2 separate regions of the Homo sapiens genome follow, and region 1 is linked to region 2. A link is a contact called in ENCODE Hi-C data. All regions are on one chromosome and are shown on one strand. The core of a region is the stretch at or near the end of the contact, and the rest is flanking DNA. Distances in the headings are between cores, read along the strand shown. Region 1 holds the start of ZNF470 (zinc finger protein 470). Region 2 holds the start of ZNF616 (zinc finger protein 616).

The links. A loop is a pair of places that touch in the nucleus more often than their neighbours do. Pooled maps may share reads with other maps.
Region 1: a pooled map shows a loop between it and region 2 (16-fold over the local background). The contact joins the promoter of ZNF470 here to the promoter of ZNF616 in region 2. A Hi-C loop is called at or near these places in 4 of 50 pooled maps.

What each region holds. Positions count from the first base shown.
Region 1 is chr19:56,561,792-56,568,717 of GRCh38, forward strand. It overlaps ZNF470 (zinc finger protein 470), which reads left to right and starts at 5,677. Exons shown (of 6, transcript NM_001001668.4): 1 at 5,677-6,247. ZNF470-DT (ZNF470 divergent transcript) reads right to left here and starts at 6,230. Exons shown (of 2, transcript XM_047439806.1): 1 at 5,282-6,230. The coding sequence starts at 6,230. The coding sequence ends at 5,292. RefSeq lists enhancers at 5,357-5,406, 5,417-5,626, 6,007-6,116.
Region 2 is chr19:52,137,874-52,144,928 of GRCh38, forward strand. It overlaps ZNF616 (zinc finger protein 616), which reads right to left and starts at 2,065. Exons shown (of 4, transcript NM_178523.5): 1 at 1,859-2,065. It also overlaps the pseudogene RPL37P23. RefSeq lists an enhancer at 1,661-1,900 and silencers at 2,021-2,300, 2,311-2,360.

The DNA of each region.
Region 1 (6,926 bases), core at 4,427-6,926, 4.4 Mb after region 2:
TTTGCTTCCAGTTTTGTCTATCAGATGAATTTTCTTCAGTGTGGTGTGAATAGAAGCAATATGGCACTCAGGGCTTGGTTTTTAAGAAAAGGATGTTCTGTCCAGACGGAAGTAGAATCTTAATCATATGGAATGGCAAAGCTGAAAGATAGAACTCTGTGTCCCTAAACCACTATTTGGAGGAAAGCTCCCCAGTCATCAAGGAACACCAGCAATGGATTATTATATGAGTGAGAAATAAACTTATATTGTGTTAAGGTAATGATATTTGGATTTCAATTGTAATAGCAGCTACTATAATTCTAATCAATATAATACCTTTGACTAATGATAGAATTCCTATTTTCCCTGAGTTATAGAGTAGGAACTGTGATGGCGTGTTAGTTGCCTGTTGTTGTAACAAATTATCCCCAAACCTTAGTGGCTGAAAACAGATAGACGTTCATTACCTCAGTTTCTTTGGGGAAGGAATCTAGGCACAGCTTAGTTGGGTGCCTCTGGCTCAAGGTCTCTCAGATGGCTACAGTCTTAGCTGTGGGCCAGTGCTGCAGTCATCTGAAGATTTTGTTAGAGGATAATCAGCTTTCAAGCTCAAGTAAGTGGGCAGGACTCAGTTCCCTACAGGCTTTGGCTGGACATGTTGGTTCCTTTCCATGTGGGCCTCTCTGTAGGGCAGCTTACAATATGGCAAGTGGCTTCCTTGAAAAGTGAGTGAGCAGGAGAGGATGCCCAAGATAGAAGATGAAGTCCTTTTGTAACCTAATATTAGAAGTGATATCCCCTCATCTTTGTATTTGGTTAATTAGGAGTCACTAGGTTTAGCCTACCTTCAAGGGGAGGGGATTACAAAATAGTTTGAGTAAGAGGAGGTGGGGAACTTTGAGAGACATCGTAATGGCTGTCCACCACAGTCTTCCTCCGTCCCCACCTCCCAGTGATTCATTTCCCTTCCAGATGCAGAATACACTCACTCCTTCCAAGGCCCCTCTCAGAGTCTCACCTCATTACAGGATCACCTCAAAGTCAATAATCTTGTCATCTAACATAGGTACAGGTGCTAATGAAGCCCATAAGATATACTTTCTTAAGTATGGGTATTGATCTGCAGACCTTTAGACTTAAAGAAAATAAAGAACAAGTTATCTGTCTCCCCTCCTCCACCACCCCTAACCGATACAGTGGAATCACTGCTCCATAGCAATTCTGAAATCTAACCAGACAAATGTTTGGAAATTCCTTTATTAGGTCACATGGCCTGGGATAATTATCCACCATCTGAACTCTTGGTTCTGCCCTCTGAATCCTTTTTTCCTGCAACGCATTTGCAGTTCAATAGCTTTTTTTTTATTATTATACTTTAAGTTTTAGGGTATATGTGCACAACGTGCAGGTTAGTTACATATGTATACATGTGCCATATTGGTGTGCTGCACCCAGTAACTCGTCATTTAACATTAGGTATCTCTCCAAATGCTATCAATAGCTTTCTTAGCTTGCTTACTAGAGTTTTAGGAATCTAGTGGCGTCTCTTCATTTTGTGCTGTCTCTGTCCCTCTCACTCCAGTTGGCAGAGTTTCTACTGAGTCTTCTGAAAATGTTGTGGGCTTCATGAGAACCTCATTGGGGTTCACTGCACAAGACAAAAGCCACAGCCACAAATCTCTTTGAGATAAGCTTCTTAGAGGCCTAATTATTTGAATAAGAGTGTCTGTCAGGTCGCCTTAATCTCTTTACAGAGCTTTTGTGTGGTTAAATAGTACTGAGATACCAGCTTTGGTCTTTCTGAGGTTCTGGATTTTACAGCCATGCCCTTAGTTTTTATCTAGACCAGTTTTCCTAGCAGTAACTTGGATTTCATTTTTGCTTGGAAGCCCTTTCTTGTTTTTGGCATTGTTTGCCACCTACAGAGGCTAAGAATTTTCAAAATCCTAATGTCCTCTTTGTTAACAGTTATTCCCTCAATTTATATCTCTTCTTTTGCATGTTTCTGTAAGCAGCAAGAAAACAACAGCAACAGGACATTCAGCACATTCCTTGAAAATCTTAGCTACGTCACCCAGTTCTTCTTCCTGCATTAGCTGCAAATAACAGGCTGCTAAACTTTCTGCCATTACATAACAAGGACCCTCTTTCCTCCAGTTTTTAATGGAGTATTTCTCACTATCCTTTTAGCCTTCACCAGCACTTAAGACCCAAAATTTCTGGACAGTCCCTTTTCTATACAAGTATTGGACAAACTCCAAGCATCCCAACAAAGGCTTTAGCATTACCTGTCTCAGTGAGACAAGAGTTGGAGATTGAGTTCAACACAGTGAACTGCCTACTAAAAACAAAATTCAGACGGACTTTTTGTCTGTAGAGACAACAGAGTCTCTACAGTGTGTTACTCATAGAGTAAGAATTATTAGATATGTGAAAACATAAGCCACATTCAAGAGAAGAAAGCAATACAAATCCTTAAACACTGGTATTAGCAAACAAGAATGATAAAGCCCCTATTATAATTATTCTGAATGACATAAAGGAAAATGCTATTAATGGATGAGCAGATGGGAATTTCAGCAAATGAGTAAATCAGTTTGAAAATGGGAATTCTAAAACTAAGAAATACAATGTTTGAAAGTAAAAATCCACTGGATAGGTTTAACAGGAAATTTGAGGTGGCAGAATAGTTAATGAAGTTGAATATAGATAGAAATTATTTAATCTGAAACAAAAAGGATTGAAAGAAATTAAAAGGACTGAATAGTGCTGGTGATAATGTCAAAAGGTGACTTGTGATAATGCTTTGTGTTCTCTGATCTTCCTAGATCTGTGGTTTGGTGTTTGTTTTCTTGCTTTTAGAGACAAGGTCTTGCTTTGTTGCCCAGGAGGGAGTGCAGTGGCAGGATAATGGCTTGCTCAAGCAATCCTCCCACCTCAGCTTCTCGAGTAGTTGGGACTACAATTACACAGCACCACACCCGGCTAATTTTTGTATTTTTTTAAAGATGGGGTCTCACTATGTTGCCCAGGCTGGTCTCAATCTCCTGGGCTCAAGCAATCCTCCCACTTTGGCCCCCCAAAGTGCTGGTATGTATCACAGGCATGAGCCACCACACTGGCCTGGTGTCCTGTCATTAATTTTAGAAAATTCTCAGTCATTATTCAAATATTTTCTCTCCTTTCTCTCTTCCCCTCCTGGTATTCCAGTTACGCATATATTTCACCTTCTGTAATTGTCCCATGGTTCTTGGATATTCTGTTCTTTTTCTTTTTTCATTCTTTTTTTTTCCTCTTTGTATTTCAGTTTGGGAAATTTCTATTAACATATCTTCAAGCTCACCCATTCATTTCTCAGAGTGTCTTAGTCTGAGGGGCTCACTAAAGGTAATCTTCATGTCTGTTACAATGGTTTTCAATTGCTAGGATTTCCTTTTGATTCCTTCTTACAGTTTGCATCTCTCTGCTTACATTACCCATCTGTTCTTGCATGTTGTCTACTTTTTCCAAGATGCTTCTCCTTCTGTGGGCTTCCCTAAGAACTCCTTCTTAAATAGAGTCTGTGCCTTGCAGTTTTCTCTGTTGTAATCTACTGTTATTGACCAGAGCCCCATTAGTGTGGCAGTGAGGTACAGTGGGGAGGGAAGCATTCTATAATCTTATTATTAAATACTATTTTTCTAGTGGGCTTGAGGCCTTGGACTGTGATCTTCAGAAGCACTTCTTAGCCTTTCAAAAATCCTGCCTTACTGAGACAGACAGGCTATAGAGGGACTGGAGCTGGCCAATTGCCTCTCCCCAAGGTCCAACAAGACTCTAGTAAGTAGTTTTTCTTGGAGTGCAGGTGTTTATTATGGAAAATGTGGTGCTTACTTTTCTCCTCCCCTTGCCCAAAAACCTGAGATTTTTCCCCATTCTTCACTGAGAGAATTTGATAGGGTTTCTGGAGGTAAAATTCACGAAAGTGTGGGGGCCCATCTAAGATTGGGCCCCTAGGAGTTTTTAACTCACAAGTTAGCCCACACTAAGCCTCCAGCAATTCATCAAAATTATAAAAAATAAAAGTTTTTACCAGTTTATAACTCCAGTGGCTTCTGCTTCAAGTAAGCTAATCTTGGCTGTAATTTTATGTATTTTTCTTTCTCGGGATTTTGGGGTGTCAGTTACCTTTCTATCTTCAGTTCTCTGATGGATCTAAGAAAAGTTGATTTTCAGTTTGTTGAATGATTTTGTTGTTGTGAAGATGGGAATGAAGGCTTCCGAGCTCTTTATATGCCAGAGCTAAAATGAGAATATTATCATTTTCATCCAACTCAAATAACCACAAACGTTACAAGCTCTAAGATGATATTTGCTGTTTCATAGTTAAAGTATCTTCACAGCTAGACTTGGCTTTATTATGTTGTTTATGATGTCTGACATAAATTGGATCCAGGAGAGTCCAGTCTAGATGTCACTGTGTGGCCTTGGGTGATTGAGTGTGACTGGGAGGGTGAGTTAGTTTCTGGTGAGCCAGTATCTATGATGCTGTATCTTGGTCAGCTGGGGCTGCTATAACAAAATATCATAGACTAAGTGACTTGACTAAGAGACTTTATTTTTCACAATTCTGGAGGCTGGGAAGTTAAAGTGCTGGCACATTCAGTTCTTGGTGAGGGCCCCGTTGGCTTGCAAATGGGTTACATCCTGCTGTGTCCTCACATGGCCTTTGCTTGGTGGTTGTGTAAACATGGAGACCCCTCCTTCCTCTTTTTTAATAAGTGCACTGACCCCATCATAAGGGTATCACCCTTATGACCTAATCTAAAACCAGTTACCTCCCCAAAGTCCCACCTCCTAACGTCATCACACTAGGGGTTAGGGTTTCACCATAGTAATTTTGGGAGGACATATTCAGCCTATAACATGTTGTGTCATGGTGAGACTGGCAATGCTAGATTTCGTGATTTCCTAAAAAATAAAATAAAAATAAAAAACTAAGCACCTACTATGTGCTGTTTTAGTCACTGAGAATATAACCCTGAACAGGACGGAAGCTGTGTGCCTTCTTGGAACCCTCCTTCCAGCAGGGAGAGATAAAATGGGGTGGGGGGAGGTGAGGGGCGTACCGTATATCAGAGAGCAGTAACTAGTAGGCATGAAATAAAACAGGTTCCACACGCGCACCATCAGAAAGTCACAAGTGTGCAAAGCAGACAAATCCCAATCTCCTCACTTTTCTATCGCGTAGGCCCCGCCCGCGCCCCAAGCCCCGCCCTGTCATGGTTTTCCTCTCCAGAGGGTAGCCGCTACGCCTTACCGACTGCGTTTCAGTGCTGTCCCACTGCTCCTGCACACCCCACGCCTGCGACCCTACCCACCACGGACAGGCGCTCCTGCGAGCTGGAAGCCAGTTCTCTGCGTCCTGAGCCTGGCAGCTGCATCTGAACACTCGGAGCCTGGCGATGGCTTCCAGAAACCCCTGCGCCGTGGGTCGCTTCAGTGAAGGGGCCTGTACTTCGGCGACCCAGACTCCGGGCTGAGAGGCCTCCTAATCCAACCAGGAGGACCAGGAGAGGCCCAAAAGGGGACACAGGGCAGTGACCGCCAGGCTTGGAGAGGAGCCGCTCCTGGCAAAGCCAGCGCCCTATTTCTGAACGCCGCCTCCGTTCCGGACTACACTTCCCAGGGGCTATTGCAGCGGAGGACACGCCCACTTCCGGAAAGGACCCAAAGCCGGGCGAGTGCACGTCCCGCCGGTTGCTGAGGAGAAGGGAGGTCTGGGCGGGGCAGCGGCCGAGGCTGGACTGGGGCGCGGCGGGGGCGGTGTCCTGGTTCCTGTGTGGGCGGCGGGCGTGAGCGTGCGCGTGTGGCCTGGTGGCTGTGAGTGCCCATACGTGGTGAGCGTGCGGTGCTGTGCTGAGGAGGGGCGAGCGCGCGCGGGGATGGCGGCCCGGTGTGTGACTGTCCGGTGCGTGGCCGCGAATCTGCGCCTGCGTGCATGGCCCGGCGGCGTGCGGAAGGCGGTGTGTGTTGGAATGAGTGAAGCACTTTAAGTGGCCAAGAGCAGGAAACCCGGCCGGAGGAGGCTTACCCCGTTCTCCCCTGTATCGACTGCGTAGAGCCCAGTGTGGGCAAAGTCCTAGAGCCCGGGGAAGTTGCCCGGGCGGGGCAGCCTCGGCTGAAGCATTTCCTGTCAGCCCTATCTGGAAGGGGCAGAGCCCAGGACAGGGCTCCATGTCCACAGGACGGCGAGGAGCGAAGACCATGGGGACTGAGTACACAGGTAAGAGTGACAGATGACGGATGTGGCTGCCGGAGTGGACATTGAGGTTTTGGGTGCTGTCTTTCGGGGTTCAGGTGCTGGAGGAGGATGTCCCCCGTTTCTAAGGCTAGTGGACCTGGAAGTCGAAAGATTTGGAGGGTCACCTTGGGTCAGAGTGGAGCTGGGTTTAGTTAGGGAGGGACCTTGACTTGGCCAGAGACACCTAACCAGATAACCTGACTCAGGTCCTTGGTATATCACTAAGGGCCCATGGGAGAGAACACTACCCGTAATATTACCCATTATAGCATTACTTCTGGGTACTCTGCTGCTGTTGAAGGAATAGCTCAGCATTTAGATTTTTACCCGTCAGAGCCTTGTCCCATCTATCACTGTAGGATTTGGGAAGAAGGCGAGATTCACAGCTTCACCCAGAAATGCCGAGGCATTCCAGCCTTTCTATGGCTTAATCACGTTCTAGTCAATAACGGAAGATATCCCCATTCCTTGGGCTTCTCTCCCTCCCCTCTGGCCTCCCACTCCAATAAAGAGAAAGGGGGAGGAAGGGCTATTTTTAGCCATATTGTTCTGTGCTTGTTTAGTTTCCTGCATGCTATAGTAATAGCTAATGTTTAATGAGTGTTTATTATGTGCCAGACACAGTTCTAAGACCTTTTGGGAGTATCAGCACCAAACTTCA
Region 2 (7,055 bases), core at 815-3,314:
AATAAACTAAAATTTAAATCAAGCTTCCAAAATAACAATGAATTAACTGTAAAGCAACTACAAGGAAAAAAGTAAATCCATTAACAAAACAAAAAACCAACACTCTCAACTCTCCTTCAAAGACATACATTGTAGGCCTGTAGAGGTGGTTCACACATGTAATCCCAGCACCTTCAGGGGCTGAGGAGGATGGAGTGCAGCTGAGAGGCTGCAGTGAGCCGATATAATTTTACCGCACTCCAGCCTGGGCGACAGAGACCCTGTCTCAAAAAGAGAAAAAACAAACAAAAAACCAAAGATACATCTTGTAGTGACAGTCAGTCATTTCTTGCCTATTTCTCTCCTCCTCCATCCTCTACTCCCTCCCTGGAAAGAAGAGTTACAAAATGACTGAATCAAGTCACTGCCCTGTGGCTAAATAGGGATTCCAAATATCTTTTGATATAAACAAATACAAAATGCACAAGCCTTGTAGAAAAGAGTGGTAATTTTCATCCTCATGAGTACAATTTAAAGAAACAAATTTTAAATTAGAGTATAAAGTCACAAATCAATACATTAAAACCACCATCCATATCCAATCAACTCACAGCTCATCTGGGTGGGGTCCTCGCCCACTCTCTTCACTACTATGTGTTTCCCGCTCTCATTCTGCACGTCTTTTTTCCCTTTGCTGTTTTTCTCCCCTTTCTTTATTCCCTCTTTTATGTCTATTCTGCCCAATGCTTCGAAATTTATTTCACCTCTTGTTGCTCTTTCTCCCCAAACTTTCCCATTGTCCCCAGCCGCCACGTATTCCTGCCTCTTTTCCCCCATCTGAGCTCCCTGTCTGCTCTCCCTGTTAAAATCCCTCTTCCCTGTTAAATTCCCTTTTCCCTGTTACATCTCCTTTGTTCCCACTCTCTAGCACCCCCAACTTCCTAGGCTTCCTCCTTGCTGTGGTTCTCCCTCTACTCTCCTTTGTTACCCACTCCCCTCTCCTTCAGTCCCAGCACCACGTGGCTCTGTCAGCCGCGGCTCCGACTCTTACCTTTTCCGCCCCCCGCGTCTGACTGCAGTGCCTCCTCCTTTGCCGCCCCTCTCTATTTTGCTGCCCTTCAGCTCCCTGAAGCTCTCCCTTTTCCCTAATTTCTTTATGTGCTTTTCTCCCCGTGCTACTTTCTCCATGCGTCCTCTTGCACTCTTGCTCTCTTTGCCAGTACCTAAATTATCATCCATTTTGCCGTGTACTCATTCTTTTCTCCCCAGTTTTTCTTTCTGTCCCGTCGCTCCCCCTCTTTTCCTCTCCTGATCCCTCTCACCCACACATTCAGGAGGAAAGGGGAGGAATACGATGCCCACCTCCCGGAAGAGCACATTTTCCAGTGGAGTAAAAATTTGGGAAGGAACGACAGTGGGTGTCACAAGACAGACTCGGGTGACCTCCTGCAACGCGGAGTCAGGAAAAGCAGTGGCTGTGAAGGGGCAGCCTGGGGAGGGGAAGGACCCGGCGTGAGGAGGACACTAGGTGGCGCGCGGAGGACACTAGGTGGCGCGGGGGACGGTGTCTCAGGACAGGGAGGGTCTGCAGAATCCCAGGACCTGGGAGAAGAAGCGGCTCCTTCAGGAGCTGGGCAGCGGGCGCTCCCCTCCAGGCGTCGACAAGGGCGAAGCTCGGGGGTCTCGACTGGTGGGAATCCACCTCGCGAGGGAGGACTTGACTTCGCCCGGGGCCGAAGCAGGGGTCAATGAGAGTTTTAAGCAGGAACACGACCTGAATGGGGTTATCGACATGGTTATCTACATGGCAGAAAGGCAGGGGGCAAGGAACAGCCTGAGAGAGATTTTAAACCGACAGGGAAGCAATTCTCGGACTTACGTGGGGAGAAGTGCCTGTTGCAGGGGCGAAGGGGCTATGGGTATTTTAAGGTCCGTAGCGATCCCCAGATCACTGGTACGGAGAAGTGAGGACTGCAAAGTGCACGTTTAATCCAGGCAGACGGAGCGAAGTAATGTTTAATCCACGTAGACTGAAACACACACACAGCGATAAGGCCTTTCCCTGGCGCAATCTGCTTCCGGGAGTGACGGAAACTGCTAGCGGAGAGAAAAAACTGGGAGGCCAGGGGGCGGGGCCTGGGCGAGCCGCGACCAGCAAGGGGCGGGTCGGAAAGAGGGGCCTGACTCGGGGAGGGACCCTGAGAGGGTGGAGCCGGGCCGGAGCGGCAGTGGGCGTGGCTAGGTGGGGCGGGACGGAGCCGCGGCGGAGGATGGGGCGGGGTTTCATGGGGTAAGCGGGGCCGAAATAGAGCCTGTTATTTACTCTGGTTCACAGGCAGCATGTCTTTGGTTTTCTGACTACTTCTTGTCCTGTGAAGCAGCGTTGCTGCCTGCCTATTTTAAGTTAATGTTTCAAAATTTAAGGTTAAAGCTTAAAGTTGTGGTCCACTTATATTAGAAACTAAGATGATTTCTTAACAAGTTGAACTAAGTCAAAACCGATTTTTACAAGCTTGGTGGACTCCATCCACTCTTGCCGATGATGCTGAAGCTACTCAATAGTCAGGGAACTAGGATCTCGCTGGGGATTTGATGTGGAGCCGTGGCTGGATCCAGGAACCCGGAAGACATTATGCCAAGCGAAATATGCTAGACACAGAAAGACAAATACTGCCTGTGCTTTTACACGTGCAAAGTACAAACGTCAAATTTACAGTAACAGATTAGAAGGGTGGTTACCAGGGCTGGGGGATGTATCCTATGCCTTTATCACCATTATATTTTGGAAGCAGATAACTTCTCTGGCCTCACAGATTCACAGCTGGGCAGAAATTTTGCCTCAGGATGAATCACACCTTGATTCTCACCCATGTGTGGTTCAGATAATATTTAGGGGGTATTCTGCCCTAAGAGCTGATACAGGAATGGATTAAGACTTTTGAGAGTTGATACTGAAATGGATTAAGTCTTTTGAGATGGGCCAGCAGTTTTGGAGGCCCAGGTGGGCAGGTCACTTGAGCTCAAGAGTTCAAAACCAGCCTGGACAGCATCGTGAGACCCCCATCTCTACAAGAAATACAAAAAGTAGCCAGGCTTGGTAATGCACTCTTGTAGTCCCAGCTACTTGGGAAGCTGAGGTGTCAGAATTGCTTGAGGCCAGGGATTTGAGATCATCCTGGGCAACATAGCCAGACCTCTCTACAAAAAATTAAATTATCTGGACATGGTGGCCTGCACGTGTGGGCCCAGCAACTCGGAAGGGTAAGGAAGGAGGATCATTTGAGCCCAGGAGGTGAAGGCTGCAGTGAGCCATGAGAAGAGGAGATTTGGTTGGGTGCAGTGGCTAACGCCTATAATCCCCACACTTTGGGAGGCCAAGGTAGCAGGGAGCTAACTTGCATTCTTCTGTTAGCTGAGGCGTTTGATGATAAATGAAAGCAGAAAGTTTGTGACTTATTTACGTTCTTTCCACAGAAAGGCCATATGTCCTTGGCCATAAAGAAAAAGAGACCTACAGCTTATCTGCTTCCTCTATTTTTTTTTATATGTTCTGGACCATGAAGAAAGATTTATAGCTTATTTGCTTTATCTCTTTGCTTTCTCCTGGTCCTTTCAGGCTGACTCCTTTTCCCCAATTAGGGCTCCACAGACTCTACCCTCAAAGGGCATTTTTTTCTCACCCTCCTATAAAATCCCTCCCACAAATAAACCAGGATCCTATTTCCCAGCATGAAAAGTTTGTTGGAAAAAAAACTGAGGCTGCATGGGACCTTCTTTCTCTTCTTCAAAACTACTTCACCTCTTCTCTCTTTTGTCTCTCTCTTCCTAACTGCCCTGCACAATTCTAGGTCCCCAGTGAATCCTTGGGTTGACATGCAAGGGAAGAACCCATAGGGAAAGGAAATCTCTGGCTTTCAGAGATAACTTTTTGGATATCTGGATGCATTCATAACCATCCTTGTGTTACCAGAAAGGGGTCCTGATCCAGAACCTGAAACTTCCATTGCACAATTATAACTGAGAAAATTATTACAGTGAAAGAGATCTGACCTAATCAACTCCATCTTGCTTTTAACCTCCAAGCTGCTCTTGTTCATTCCTGGGCATAGGCTGAACTAACTTTGGAAGGAACTTAGTTTATAGTTTGAAACAAAGACATTAACAGCCCTTTCCCAAAACAAACCCCCTTCCTGCTTGGGGACTAGACTGCCTTTGTAAGACTAACAAATTAGGCACAAGGTGAGAGATGATGGTTTAGGAGTCATGTAGCTGGAGGCTACAAGATTCTCACCCTTCCCAGATTGTTCCTGGGGATAACATTACTATTATAAAACCTAAGATCAGTGCTTGAGATATTTTGCATTCCCTGCACTTGATGGATCACCTGACACCAACCCAGATCCATAAACTGGCTCATCTGGTCTTGTGACCCCACCCAGGAACTGACTCAGTGCAAAATGACAGCTTCAGATCTCTATGATTTCGTCTCCTACCCAACCAATCAGCACTCCCGACTCACTGACACCTACCTATCAAATTATCCTTAAAAACCCTGATCCCCGAGTTTTCAGGGAGACTCATGTGAGTAATAAAAAAATTTCAGGTTCCTGTACAGCCAGCTCCACATGAATTAAACTCTCTCTTGCAATTCCCCTGTCTTGATGAATCAGCTCTGTCTAGGCAGCAGGGAAGGAGAACCTGTTGGGCAGTTACAACCAAAAGGGAGGGTTCTTGGATCTCATGCAAGAAAGAATTAGGGGTGAGTTCACACTGTAAAGTGAAAGCAAGTTTACTAAGCAAGTAAAGGAACAAGGCAGGGTGCAGTGGCTCACGCCTGTAATCCCAGCACATTGAGAGAGGCTGAGGTGGGCAGATTGCTTGAACCCAGGAGTTCAAGAGCAACCTGGGCAACATTACAAAACTCTATCTCTACAAAAAATACAAAAATTAGCCAAGGGTAATGGTGTGCACCAGTAGTCCAAGCTAGTTGGAAGGCTGAGGTTGGAAATTGCTTGAGCCTGGGAGAATTTTTTTTTTTGAGGCAGTGTCTGGCTCCGGTCACCCAAGCAGTAGTGCAGTAATGCCATCTCGGCTCAGACTCTAATTCAACACGGAATGTTGAGCTTCTGAGCGTGATATAGCGGAAGTGCCTTCTCTTCCGGTCTCTCTGGTCTTGGCCGCAGAAGCCAGATGACGAAGGGAACGTCATTGTTTGGAAAGCGTCGCAATAAGACGCACACGTTGTGTTGCCGCCGTGGCTCTAAGGCCTACCACCTTCAGAAGTCGACCTGTGGCAAATGTGGCTACGCTGCCAAGCGCAAGAGAAAGTATAACTGGAGTGCCAAGGCTAAAAGACAAAATACCACCGGAACTGGTGGAATGAGGCACCTAAAAATTGTATACCACAGATTCAGGCATGGATTCTATGAAGGAACAATACTTAAACCCAAGAGGGCAGCTGTTGCAGCATCCAGTTCATCTTAAGAATGTCTATGATTAGTCATGCAATAAATGTTCTGGTTTTAAAAAATACAAAAAAAAATACTGAATGTTTACTCCTGAAACTTATGATGCCTAGGTTGAGAAAGACTCAATTTTCCTCATGCTAAATACTTTATACATGTCCTTTATTCATGCATACATAGGACACTTTACACAATATAATTGTTGAAAGTGCTTCTGAAATACTGTTCAAATTGTCTATAATATTTTTACACATGCACTATAAAAATTAAATTTATCAGACAATAAATATTAAATAATTTAATAAAATTGCATTTTTCAAAGGCTCTAACAATGCATATTTGAGTTATCATATTAAACATTGTATTCTATGATTTTTCAACTGTAATATAATTTTTTTTGAGATGGGATCTTGCTCTCTTGCCCAGGCTGCAGTGTGGTGGTGCAATCACGGCTCATGCAGCCTCCACCTCCCCAGGCTCAAGTGATCCTCTCACCTCAGTTTTTGTGTTTTTAGTAGAGATGGGGTTTTATAATGTTGCCTAGGCCGGTCTCAAACTTCTGGGCTCAATCTGTCCACCTCAGCCTCCCAAAGTGCTAGGAATACAGGCATGAGCCACAGAGCCCAGCCAAAACTACATTTTAAAAATAATTTTTTATCATTACACACTCCACTAGAAACCATTTAACCCAATTTATGGACTTACATTTCTTCCATTGAAGAACTTGAAGGATCCAAAAATCGAGGTGACATTCTCAGATTTGTGTGGCAAAAAAAGAATAGAAAAATAACAGATGCAAAGAATGTGTTCCACCAATATGTGGAGGATCCCTTTTATTTTAAGTTCAGGGAAAGCATTGGAATGATACAAGAAAATAAACTGAAATTGTATAATGTGGAAACAAGAGCTCTGTTGCTAATATGCAAGTTTATCACTGAGATTTTAACAACACAACATGCTAATTATACCTTAAAATATGTTTCTCCCAGTCTGGGCAACATGGCGAAACCCCATCTCTACAAAAAAATCCAAAAATTAGCTAGGTATGCTGGTGTGCACCTGTAGTCCCAGCTACTTGGGAGGCTGAGAGAAGAGGATCACCTGAGTCCAGGAGGTGGAGGTTGCAGTGAGCTGAGATCGCACCACTGCACTCCAGCCTGGGTGACTGAGCGAGACCCTGTCTCGAAATATTACAATATGTGACAGCGCAGCTTCCATCAGAAATAATTTGTTCCTCTTTTGCCCACACAAAATATTCACCTCCACTTCCTCTAACATTTTTTTTTAAAAAAAAAAGCCCAAACATAACTTTCAGTTGCAAGCAAGGATCTCATGACAGTCTCATGACACTTCTGTTCACTGAGAGCCCAATAGAGTCCTCGTCACTCACGACATTTCATGGTGGAACAGAAAAATAAAACCTGAATTAACCCTCACATTCAGAAAAGGGAAACAAAGAAGGTACTACCCAGTAGGTCCATAGCAAATGTGCAATTTTGCTGAGAAGATGAGTTAGGGCCTGGTTCCAGGAGGTCAGGAATGAATAACAGTACTTTTCATGGCTACAGTTCTCCTGAGAATAGGTTTCCAGTCCACTATATTTTGTCGTTC